Linked DNA regions of Homo sapiens: region 2 is linked to region 1. A link is an interaction called in ENCODE POLR2A ChIA-PET data of the cell type or tissue named here. Cell type or tissue: endothelial cell of umbilical vein. All regions are shown on one strand. Each heading gives the region's core, and the rest is flanking DNA. Links, peaks and the distances in the headings are about the cores only.

The links. Peaks named below come from ENCODE experiments on the same cell type or tissue, not always from the same donor. Only the 100,000 strongest peaks of a DNase experiment are listed, where the experiment ranks them.
Region 2: POLR2A ChIA-PET joins it to region 1 with 7 read pairs; 2 of 35 experiments call an interaction of 5 or more read pairs at or near these places.

Annotation. Positions count from the first base shown.
Region 1 is chrX:97,235,877-97,241,279 of GRCh38, reverse strand. The region is part of intron 22 of DIAPH2 (diaphanous related formin 2); the gene reads right to left. Among named protein-coding and RNA genes, the nearest start is that of DIAPH2-AS1, 330 kb to the left of the region's middle. In endothelial cell of umbilical vein, for the core only: no CTCF peak of the experiment used is centred there; a DNase peak (open chromatin) is centred at 2,409; H3K27ac peaks cover 1,624 bases.
Region 2 is chrX:97,742,333-97,747,735 of GRCh38, reverse strand. No RefSeq gene overlaps it. Among named protein-coding and RNA genes, the nearest start is that of ERVFC1, 97 kb to the left of the region's middle. In endothelial cell of umbilical vein, for the core only: no CTCF peak of the experiment used is centred there; no DNase peak of the experiment used is centred there.

The DNA of each region.
Region 1 (5,403 bases), core at 739-4,738:
CTTAAGTAATAACCAACATTTACTGAGTACTTACTATGTGCTAGACATTATTCTAAGTAGTTTTATGTATTAACTTATCTAATACAAAAATTCTATAAGGTATGCACTACTCTTAAGGAGGGGTATAAGTGATGTCATCTCAGGAAATTGTAAATGTAAAGCAGTATTTCTGGAGCCTGGAAGGCCAGCATCATGAAATAAAACCTGTACTCTTTATCATTCATTGGCACAAGGTCATGTTACTTATATATGCTGCTGTGGCAGAATTGGATGGGGTAGGAATGGTTTTAGGAATCAGACAGACCTAGGTTCTAATCTCAGCCATACATATTACTAGTTAGGTTATCTTAAGCCAATGACTTAGCTTCTCTAGGCCTTCATTTCCTGATTTGCAAAATGATGATGATAATATCTTCCTTAAAGGGTAGTCATTTAGGTTAAATGATTTGATAAAGTACTTATTATTATACCTAGTACATAAATATTCATTTTATATTTCACTATCCTCTTTCCTACACCCTACCTTCCAACATACACATTCCCACTGTATACATGCTACCACGAATTAAACAACTATTTAGATGTAATCTACGGGAAAAAAATGCAGACATTTCCAACCTGCTATCCCTACTATGGCCTAATTTAACGTAATATTGGTCTTTTTTTTTTTTTTTGAGATGCAGTCTTGCTCTGTTGCCCAGGCTGGAATGCAGTGGTACAATCTCGGCTCACTACAAGCTCTGCTTCCCAGGTTCACGCCATTCTCCTGCCTCAGCCTCCTGAGTAGCTGGGACTACAGGCGCCCGCCACCACGCCCGGCTAACTTTTTGTATTTTTAGTAGAGACGGGGTTTCACTGTGTTAGCCAGGATGGTCTCGATCTCCTGACCTCGTGATCCACCCTCCTCGGCCTCCCAAAGTGCTGGGATTACAGGCGCGAGCCACAGCGCCCAGCTGGTCTTTTTTTAATAAAGAGAACTAAATTTAGATTGTGTTTTCTGTGTTTAGATTTTACAGGGTACATGGAATTTTAGGTTTGGGAACTAGTGACAATTACACTAACTAACAGCCAATTTATCAGACTTATTAGCAAGTTCCAAATTTAAATAATATTTCTGGAAATTAAAACCCATGCAATAGTCTGTATTTCCTTGGCATTTAAAAGTTCATCACTTTGGCTTTCTAGACTTGTCTAAAAGGTAACAGACAAAAAAAAAGTATTAGAAAAGAATTAATATGTGTTTACCTGCCTCATTAATTGCCTTGAACACATTTGCCTCAATCTTAAGAGTTGGCAATCAATTAATATTATGATTATTTAAATATTTAACTAGGTCTTTGCCTACACTACTTCTAATATTTCTCAGGTAGGGGGTGCATGTGCGTGTGCGTGTGTGTGTGTGAGAAAGAGAGAGAGAGAAAGAGAGAGAGAGAGAGAGAGAGAGATTTTTACTAGAGGTTGCAGGGTGATGATGGTACCTGTAGTGCCAAGAATATTTAAGTACCAGAGTGGGTTAGAAATGCTTGCCTTTGCACAGCCTCAGCCTCAGGGTATATTTTTGTGCCTGTCATTATATTAGTTCACTAATATAAACTAGGGGGTCTTTAATGACAGTGCAAACATTTTCTATCTGAGTAAATTCCCACTACAGGCATTTTCAATGACTGATTAGTCAGTCTGGTAGCACTTTAATTTTTTTTCTCTCATTTCATTTTTTAAATCTGCTACTGAATTACTGAATCTGAATTATAACACTAAAAAATTAAATTATAGCTATCGGGTTCTTTATTATAGCTTTCTTCCTTGTACTCCATAAATAACCTTTTAAGCTTAGTGTACTCTCTTGAGTTATATGTAGGAGAAACTTTCCTCACATATCTTATTTATCTACTTGCTTCAGTTGAAAAATATACATATACTTTTTCCCTGGCTTCAAGCAAATATATGATAGTGGCCTGATCCTCATTCAAAACATTTTAAATGACAGACTTTCTCTAATACATAATCCTAAGGTAAAGTATAAGATACATATTTTAAGCAAGAGTTTGAACGGAAGGACTCTTCAATTACACAGTATATAAGAGAACAGATATGCATGCAAGAAAAAAAATCACAGTATTCCAGTGACACTGTCTAGACCATATTAAGAATGTGTAATTCTATGTAAATATAAAAGCATTTCCAGGAATTTGTGGATTTTTTTCTGAATTAAATGTTTCTATTCATTGTAACCATTGACAAATTAACGGAGCACTTCTTACATCTTTGCTCTAAGAAAGACCAAGTAAGAATTTACTCTTGCAAGTCTATATGTGAATAGGCCCAAACATGATTATATAAGTACCCTGTAATTTTCCTTAACTGAATATATTTAGTTGAAGAATTACTATCAGCGGAACGGCATACCATTAAAGTGACTCATCCGGAAAGCATATGTAAAAAAGAAAAGGAACATTACAAGCATCCTGAACAATAGACACTGTTGCATTCTTTCTCAAGTGCATTTATAAGGTAGTTTCATTTTACATGAACGCTGTACCTGGAAATGAAGCAAATGTGTTTATACAGTAACAATAGCAAAAGCTCATCACTGTGAGCTTCTTTGGCCTTTAAAGAAAATAAACGGTAAATGGTACCCAAATAAAAAATCCCTATAATGAAGAAAAATGTGAGAAAATGACTCATTCTTAGGGGGAAAAAAAAAAAAAACCTGTTAAAAAGTCACCTTCACAGAAAACACAACTAGAATTCTTATTCCATAAAACTTAAAAATGTGCATTCTAAATATGTGTTCTTAAGTACCATCATTTACTCCTCTAACATGTGCCCTTGGGAAGAAAGTGCAGTTTTTCTCAACTGGATTCATAATGTGGTCTGAACTGATGCTGATAGCAGAGGAAATCCAGTAAGAAAACATGAAAGCTGCATTCTATGATTTAACTCTTAAAACTTCGCTAAGTACACTTCAATGTCTGAGTTCATACATTTGCACAAGTTCTCAGCCTGAAAACCTCAGTCTGACTGCATGTTTGAAAAAATAAAGAGAGACTTCTAACAAAAAGAAAACAAGGAGGAAGGGAAAGTTTGAAACTGTCTAAGTAATAATTTGCAATAAGAAAATTCTGAAGCCTGAGCACCAAACCAACAGTAGTGGACAGACAGTCAAGCTGCCCCTTGAAGAATCCCAGTCCCTTCCCCTGCTGTCTCTTCTGCAAGTGTTATTCTGCCTGCAGCAAATACTATGCGTGATTTTTTAAATCAAAGGCTAAAAAACAAACTGAAATCTCCTACCTTTCTTGACAGTCTTAGCTCAAGGCCAGGACTAGGAAGTAATAAAGCAATGCTGGATAAAGTCTTGGTGGAATGGTTTGTTCTCGTCAAGAAAAATCTTTTTTTGCGGGCCGGGCGCGGTGGCTCACGCCTGTAATCCCAGCACTTTGGGAGGCCGAGGCGGGTGGATCACGAGGTCAGGAGATGGAGACCATCCTGGCTAACAAGGTGAAACTCCGTCTCTACTAAAAATACAAAAAATTAGCCAGGCGCGGTGGCAGGCGCCTGTGGTACCAGCTACTGGGGAGGCTGAGGCAAGAGAATGGCGCGAACCCGGGAGGTGGAGCTTGCAGTGAGCCAAGATGGCGCCACTGCAGTCCAGCCTGGGCGACAGAGCGAGAGAGACTCTTGTCTCAAAAAAAAAAATAGAAAAAAGAAAAAGAAAAATCTTTTTAAAAACTCATTTGGTTGTTTTGTAATAAAAGATGCCCCACCCACCTACAACTCAAACTGGAATAATTTTAATAGGTCAAGTCTTTTCGACTTGATATTGGTCTAACCTGAATAGTCTTCTCCTGGAGATTTTATTTAAATGGCTGGAATGGCATTCTTCTAAATTAAAAAAAAAAAAGCTTGTCAGGAGCTTCAAATGCTGATAAATCCTTTATGACAATCCCATACTAATGTCTTCACTTGTCCAATCTATGTAATGCATTCTTCTTTAACCTTGGAACTAGAACACTAATGATAAAAGTGTAGGTTGTCAAAGGAGGCTACTTAATATAACAATAGAAAGGCTTAAAATAAATTAGTAAAATCATGGAAAAGCAAGGGCTATGAAGAATGTAGACGTGTTGACTAAAACTAGAAAGAAGAAAATCCTAGTTTAAGAAATCTGAAATTACTAGTCTGTAAAATTTGGAATTTTGAGTATATGTTTATAGGTGTGTTTAGTTGTGAACTACAATAATTGAGTAAATAGTACTGCAAAAAGGTCACGAAGAACAAACAGGTAGAAAACAATTTATATTCAATACTGTCAAACAATGTTTTGACAAACTAGATGCGATAAATGAACACTGTTTCACAACAAGACGACTACCTGCTTCTTGAATAAGCATTCACAAATGCTTTTATCTGAGCAATCACTTAATGAAAACTTTACACGCCGGGCGCGGTGGTTCACGCCTGTAATCCCAGCACTTTGGGAGGCCGAGGCGGGTGGATCACGAGGTCAGGAGATCGAGACCATCCTGGCTAACATGGTGAAACCCCATCTCTACTAAAAATACAAAAAATTAGCCGGGCGTGGTTGCGGGCACCTGTAGTCCCAGCTACTCGGGAGGCTGAGGCAGGAGAATGGCGTGAACCCGGGAGGTGGAGCTTGCAGGGAGCCGAGATTGTGCCACTGCACTCCAGCCTGGGCGATAGAGCGAGACTCCATCTCAAAAAAAAAAAAAAAAATGAAAATGAAAAAAAAAGGAAAAAGAAAACTTTACTAATATATACCCTTACTTCTGGTAAATGGTATCTTCAATAAGTTGTGAAAAGATCATACAGATTGATGAACCATTTGAATAGATACTGTCTTCCACATTACTATTTGGCAAGAATTAAGTACACATAAATAGTGTTTCCATAAAGCTATAATGCTGTATTAAAATAATGTTAGCCTTGTTGAGTGTAATTTTTGTGATCATGGGTAAATTTTTCATTAACTTTATTCCTGAACTCTTCAGGGAAATTAATAGGACTATATGCAGATTCTTGCACTTCACAGAGTTTTTGAGGAACAAGTTTAATGCATGAAGTCCACAGGTATGTAACATATACAAAGCCACGAATTTTCACCCAAACTGAATGCAGGTTGTTGAGATCAGTGCTGAGGTCATAGTCCTGAAGCCATTAGAGTCCATTCCACATTAGTGTTGCCTGGATTAGCAATATTTCTCCTGGGTAATAGGGTTATAGGTCAGACAAAAGATGCTTCAAAGGATATAGTAAGCCTATGGTTGTATTTTCCTTATTCATTAACTGTGGATATTAATAGGATTACTATATGCCCTGAAATAAGAAATTGGCAATACAAACTAAAGCAATTAGATAATATAATTGTACTATGTTTTTAAGTTC
Region 2 (5,403 bases), core at 570-4,569, 510 kb before region 1:
AACAACAAACCGAAGGAAGGTGAAAATGCTGGTATTTCCTGACCACCATCTCCCTGATTAACCTGAGCCATCCTGTTACAGGTAATTAGATAGGCATGAGCGGGGCAGGGCAGGAGAGGGCTCTTCCCCCCTACCCACTAGGAATGTCAGGTGATGGTCCGACAATTATCACATTGCCTCTCTAAAAATGATAATTCAGCAGCGGGTACCAGGATGCAAGGAAGAGACAATCTCCTGATGATCCACAGCTGCTAACATTAAATTGTTAATTGAATGCAGGCACCAGGGGTAAACTACTTCCTAGGCATGTGCGTAAAGAGATAAAATGGTGACGTATGACCTTCCAGAGACACTCCACCGGAAAAGGGAAGGAAGCCTCAGGTAGGTGGGCATGTGTACAACTTCCTAAACACACTGCGCGTGCTCACTTCCCAAGGATAGGGAGGGCACTGCGCACGTGGGCAGCCCACCCTAAGGGAAGAAGCATGGGAAAGAGGCGAGCCTATAAAGCCCTAGGATCACAGTTAAACAGGGCACTTGACCTTCAGGCACTTAACCTTCATGTGCCTGCTTGGGTCTCTTCCAAGCGTACCTTCCTTTCTTTCCTGTTCTAAAGCCTTTTTAAATAAACATCCACACCTGCTCTGAAATTGACCTTGTTCTCTTTTTCTGCCTTTTGACCCTCAGTCGAATTCTTTCTTCTGAAGTGGCAAAAATTAAAGTTGCCGCAGACCCATACAGATTCGCCACTGGTAACTCGGATACTTCCACTGGTAACAATCCAATTGTAGATGAATATGTGGAAGCTGTTCCCCTGCTGTGATGGAGGACCCAGTAATTATCCATCCATTCCAGTCTGCTTATTTGGAATAATCAGGCCATCAAAGAAATGGGTGGCACCTACTCACTGGCATCTTTACCTCTCCTTCACACTCCATCACATCTTCACCCACACCTACCCATGAATACACATACATTTGTATGCTCACTTTTGCCCAAAATACAGGGAATGGCTTCCAGTCATATGTGCAGGGCTTTTGTTTTGCAATTGGTTAAAGAAAGAAAAAGGTTTGATTGGGAGAGGGGTGCTGGGGAGGACTATAGTGAAAGACCCAAAGAGCTGGAATGAGCTCCATTTGCACTGTGTTCTTTGGACTGGCTTTGATGCTCCTATATAGAAAGGAAGCTAGAGGCAGAAGATGAGGAACATCTTTGACATAGACAATGGCCTTATCATTATGGTCTATAACAGCAGTGAAGTCCCTAAAGGATATTTTAAGGGGAGAGGATATAGACAGATGGGAACAGAAGAAAAATATAGAAGACTCCACTCAGTGGGACTAACCAATCGATTAGTTTATAGGCACATATGAAGCACTCCTCTGGGGACTCTCAGAAATAACTGGGGAACATTTGCAGGTTGCAAGGCTGAGACTCTGCTTCTACGCAGCTGGAAGTTCGTGAGTCAACGAACAACTGGGTTACAGTTGGTAAAGCTTTTCCTCATACTAGCATACAAAGCACAAAGTATAGAGAACTACAACTCAACATGCTTTGGCCTCAAAAAGAGTTTAGGCTTCTAACTAACCACATGGCCACATGGAATGTTAACTCTCCAGCCATTCCTTCTGGAACCCAAACCCCACCGCACCCTCACCCCAACACATATGTACACATATCTAATCTTGTTTAATATAAAAACAGCTCCCAAGGCTGCATTGTCTTTGTGTGCACCCATACCCCTCCACAACTCTCCCTTTGCTCGCATGCCCCCTCTCCCATCCAAAATGCACTTGCTCTTTTGAAACATTTGGTTTCTGCTATAAAGTTAGACCTTTTCTTCATAGCCTACAGGAAGAAGAATCTTTCACCATTCAGTTTCTCAGTTTGTTTTAGCACCCTCCAAAGCCTCCTTTTCATCCCTTTCTGTCTTCTTTTCACTCTCCACCTTGCTGGGAAGTGCCTAGTAACTTAATTCCTCTAGGAATGACAACTTTTGAGTTTAATCCTTTAGGGGACTTACATTTGAATAAGGGACAATCCCCCAACCAAAAGAAATTATTTACTCCTGATGGAACTTGGGACTTCAGCAAAAGGTCCTACAGAGTGGGGACTTGCTGCCAAACCTACCACTTGACAGTTTAGGGTTGAGAAGGCTTCTTTATTTGGTAGAGCCTTGGGACTTCAAATTCTCCCACCCCACTTTCCCATTACACTTTTTCTTAAATTCCGTTTCCTTACATATCTTTCCCATACTTTTCAGGGAAAGAAGCATTTTCCAGTGGTCACAATAAAATCTGGATTCTGCTGATGCTGGCTATTGTTCAGGCAAAAGGAGTGAAAACACATGTCACATAAGATGAGAGTCAACTCATTTTCTTCTTGGCTGGAGAATTGTTTTCCTTGTCACTTTCATGTACTCACTAATTTATATCTTCAGTAGCTATATATTCTAGGGTTTCTTTCCTTTGAAGAGTTTGATATGCTCTTATTGCTCTAATTTTTGAAATAATAATTGTCTTTTGGTAGTTACTGAAAAACTGTCTTAATATGATCTTGAAATAATGCCAAAATGGCCAGAAAAGGGCCATCATTAGGAAAGAGATTGTTCTGGGTCTAGTTTGCAGTAATGAGGACAGGACCTTAGTGGGTGAGCCTAAATTATGCTGTTTTGTTATTCAGAAGCAGTGAGCTTGAGACTGATCCACAGGAATTGTACATTCGTAAATAGAAGTAGGTTAAAGTAATTAATCCTATGTCTTGCAGCTCCAACGTTTTCTCCCTTAAGAGAAATTACCCAGGGTCCAAGGCAGCTAACAACAAGGTGTAGTGATAAAGTGCTTGAGTTCTTTCTGATTTGGGACCTGTTATTTGCTCCAATGTATGTTAGTCTGTTGTATACAAAGCATGTATTTTAAGCCAAAGAGCAAGTATAAATTTGATGTAACCTCATATCCTTCCAAGTCATAGATATGGAAAATGCTTTTAGAAACAAAAAGACACATTTTTAAAAGCAACTCACTAGAACTATTCAAGAAGCAATTAGATGCCATCCTGGGGGAGGGAAACCTTCAATAAAATGGGCAGGTAATTTCTCTTAGCACTTCTTATATTTCTATTTTCATGCTTAATGAAATGGAAGCATGAGAAGGAAGCTCTGCCCATTACTATTTTTTTCCAAGGTAACTTTGAAGTAGTTTTTGAAAATTGCAACATTATTTAAGGTCCTGGACAAATAACTGCATTTGGGAGTTGCATTAGTCCATTCTCATGCTGCTAATAAAGACATATCCAGGACTGGGTTATTTATAAAGGAAAGAAGTTTAATTGACTCACAGTTCAGCATGGCTGGGAAACTTAAAATCAGGAAACTTACAGTTATGGCAGAAAGGGACACAAACACGTTCTTCTTCACATGGCAGCAGCAAGGAGAAGTGCCAAGCAAAAGGGGGGAAAGTCCCTTATAAAACCATCAGATCTCATGAGAACTCACTCACTATCATGAGAATAGCATGAAGGTAACTGCTCCCATGATTAAATTGCCTTCCACAGTGTCCCTCCCATGACACATGGGGATTATGGGAACTATAATGCAATATGAGATTTGGGTGGGGACACAGCCAAACCACATCATTCTACCCCTGGCCCCTCCAAAATCTCATGTCCTCATATTTCAAAACACAGTCATGCCCTTCCAACAGTCCCCCAAAGTCTTAACTCATTCCAGCATTAACTCAAAAGTCCAAGTCCAAAGGCTTAATCTAAGACAAGGCAAGTCCCTTCCACCTATGAGCCTGTAAAATCAAAAGCAAGTTAGTTATGTCCTAGATACAATGGGGTTACAGACATTGGGTAAATACACCCATTCCAAATGAGAGAAATTGGGCAAAACAAAGGGGCTATAGGCCCCATGCAAGTCCGACATCCAATAGGGCAGTGATTAAAACTTAAAGTTTCAAAATTATGTCCTTTTACTCCATGTCTCACATCCAGGTCATGCTGATGCAAGAGATGGGCTCCCACAGCCTTGGGCAGCTCTGCCCCTGTGGCTTTGCAGGGTACAGCTCCCCTGCTCCCTGGCTGCTTTCATGGGCTGGCATTGAGTGTCTGTGGCTTTTCCAGATGCACAGTGCAAGGTGTCAGTGGATCTACCATTCTGGGGTCTGGAAGACAATGGCCCTCTTCTCACAGCTCCACTATGCAGTGTCCCAGTAGGGACTCTGTGTGGGGGCTCCAACCCCACATTTCCCTTCTGCACTGCCTTAGCAGAGGTTCTCCATGAAGGCTCCACCCCTGCAGCAAACTTTTGGCTGGACATCCAGGCATTTCCATACATCCTCTGAAATCTAGGCAGAGGTTCTCAAACCTCTATTCTTGACTTCTGTGCACCCACAGGCTCAACACCAAATGGAAACCACCAAGGCTTGGAGCTTGCACCCTCTGAAGCAAATGCCTGAGCTGTACGTTGGCCCCTTTTAGCCACAGCTGGAGCCGAAGCAACTGGGACACAGAGCACCATGCTATGAGGCTGCATACAGCAGGGGGCGCCCTGGGCCCAGCCCAGGAAACCATTTTTCCCTCCTAGTGCTCCAGGCCTATGATAGGAGGGGCTGCTATGAAGGTCTCTGACATCCCCTGGAGATGGTTTGCCCCATTATCTTGGTGAATAACATTTGGCTCCTCATTACTTATGCAAATTTACACAGCAGGCTTGAATTTCTCCCCAGAAAATGAGTATTTCTTTTCTATCACATCATCAGGCTGCAAATTTTCCAAACTTTTATGCTCTGCTTCCTCTTGAACACTTTGCTGCTTAGAAATTTCTTCTGTCAAATACCCTAAATCATCTCTCTCAAGTTCAAAGTTCCACAGATCTCTAGGGCAGGGGCAAAATGCTGCCAGTCTCTTTGCATAGTAAGAGTGACCTTTACTCCAGTTCCCAACAAGTCCCTCATCTTCATCTGAGATCACCTTAGCCTGGACTTCATTGTCCATATCACTATCAGCATCTTGGTCAAAGCTATTCAACAAGTCTCTAGGAAGTTCCAAACTTTCCCACATTTCCCTGTCTTCTTCTGAGCCCTCCAAATTGTTCCAACCTCTGCCTGTTACCCAATTCCAAAGTCACTTCCACATTTTCCGGTATCCTTTTAGTGGCACCCCACTCTCTGTGGTACCAATTTACTCCATTAGTCTGTTCTCAGGCTTCTATGAAGAAAAGAGGTTTAATTGACTCACAGTTCCACATGGCTGGGGAGGCCTCCAGAAATATACAGTCATGGCAGAAAGGGAAGCAAACACGTCCTTCTTCACATGATGGCAACAAGGAGAAGTGCCGAGCAAAAGGGGGAAAAGCCCCTTATAAAACCATCAGATGTCATGAGAACTCACCACTATCACAAG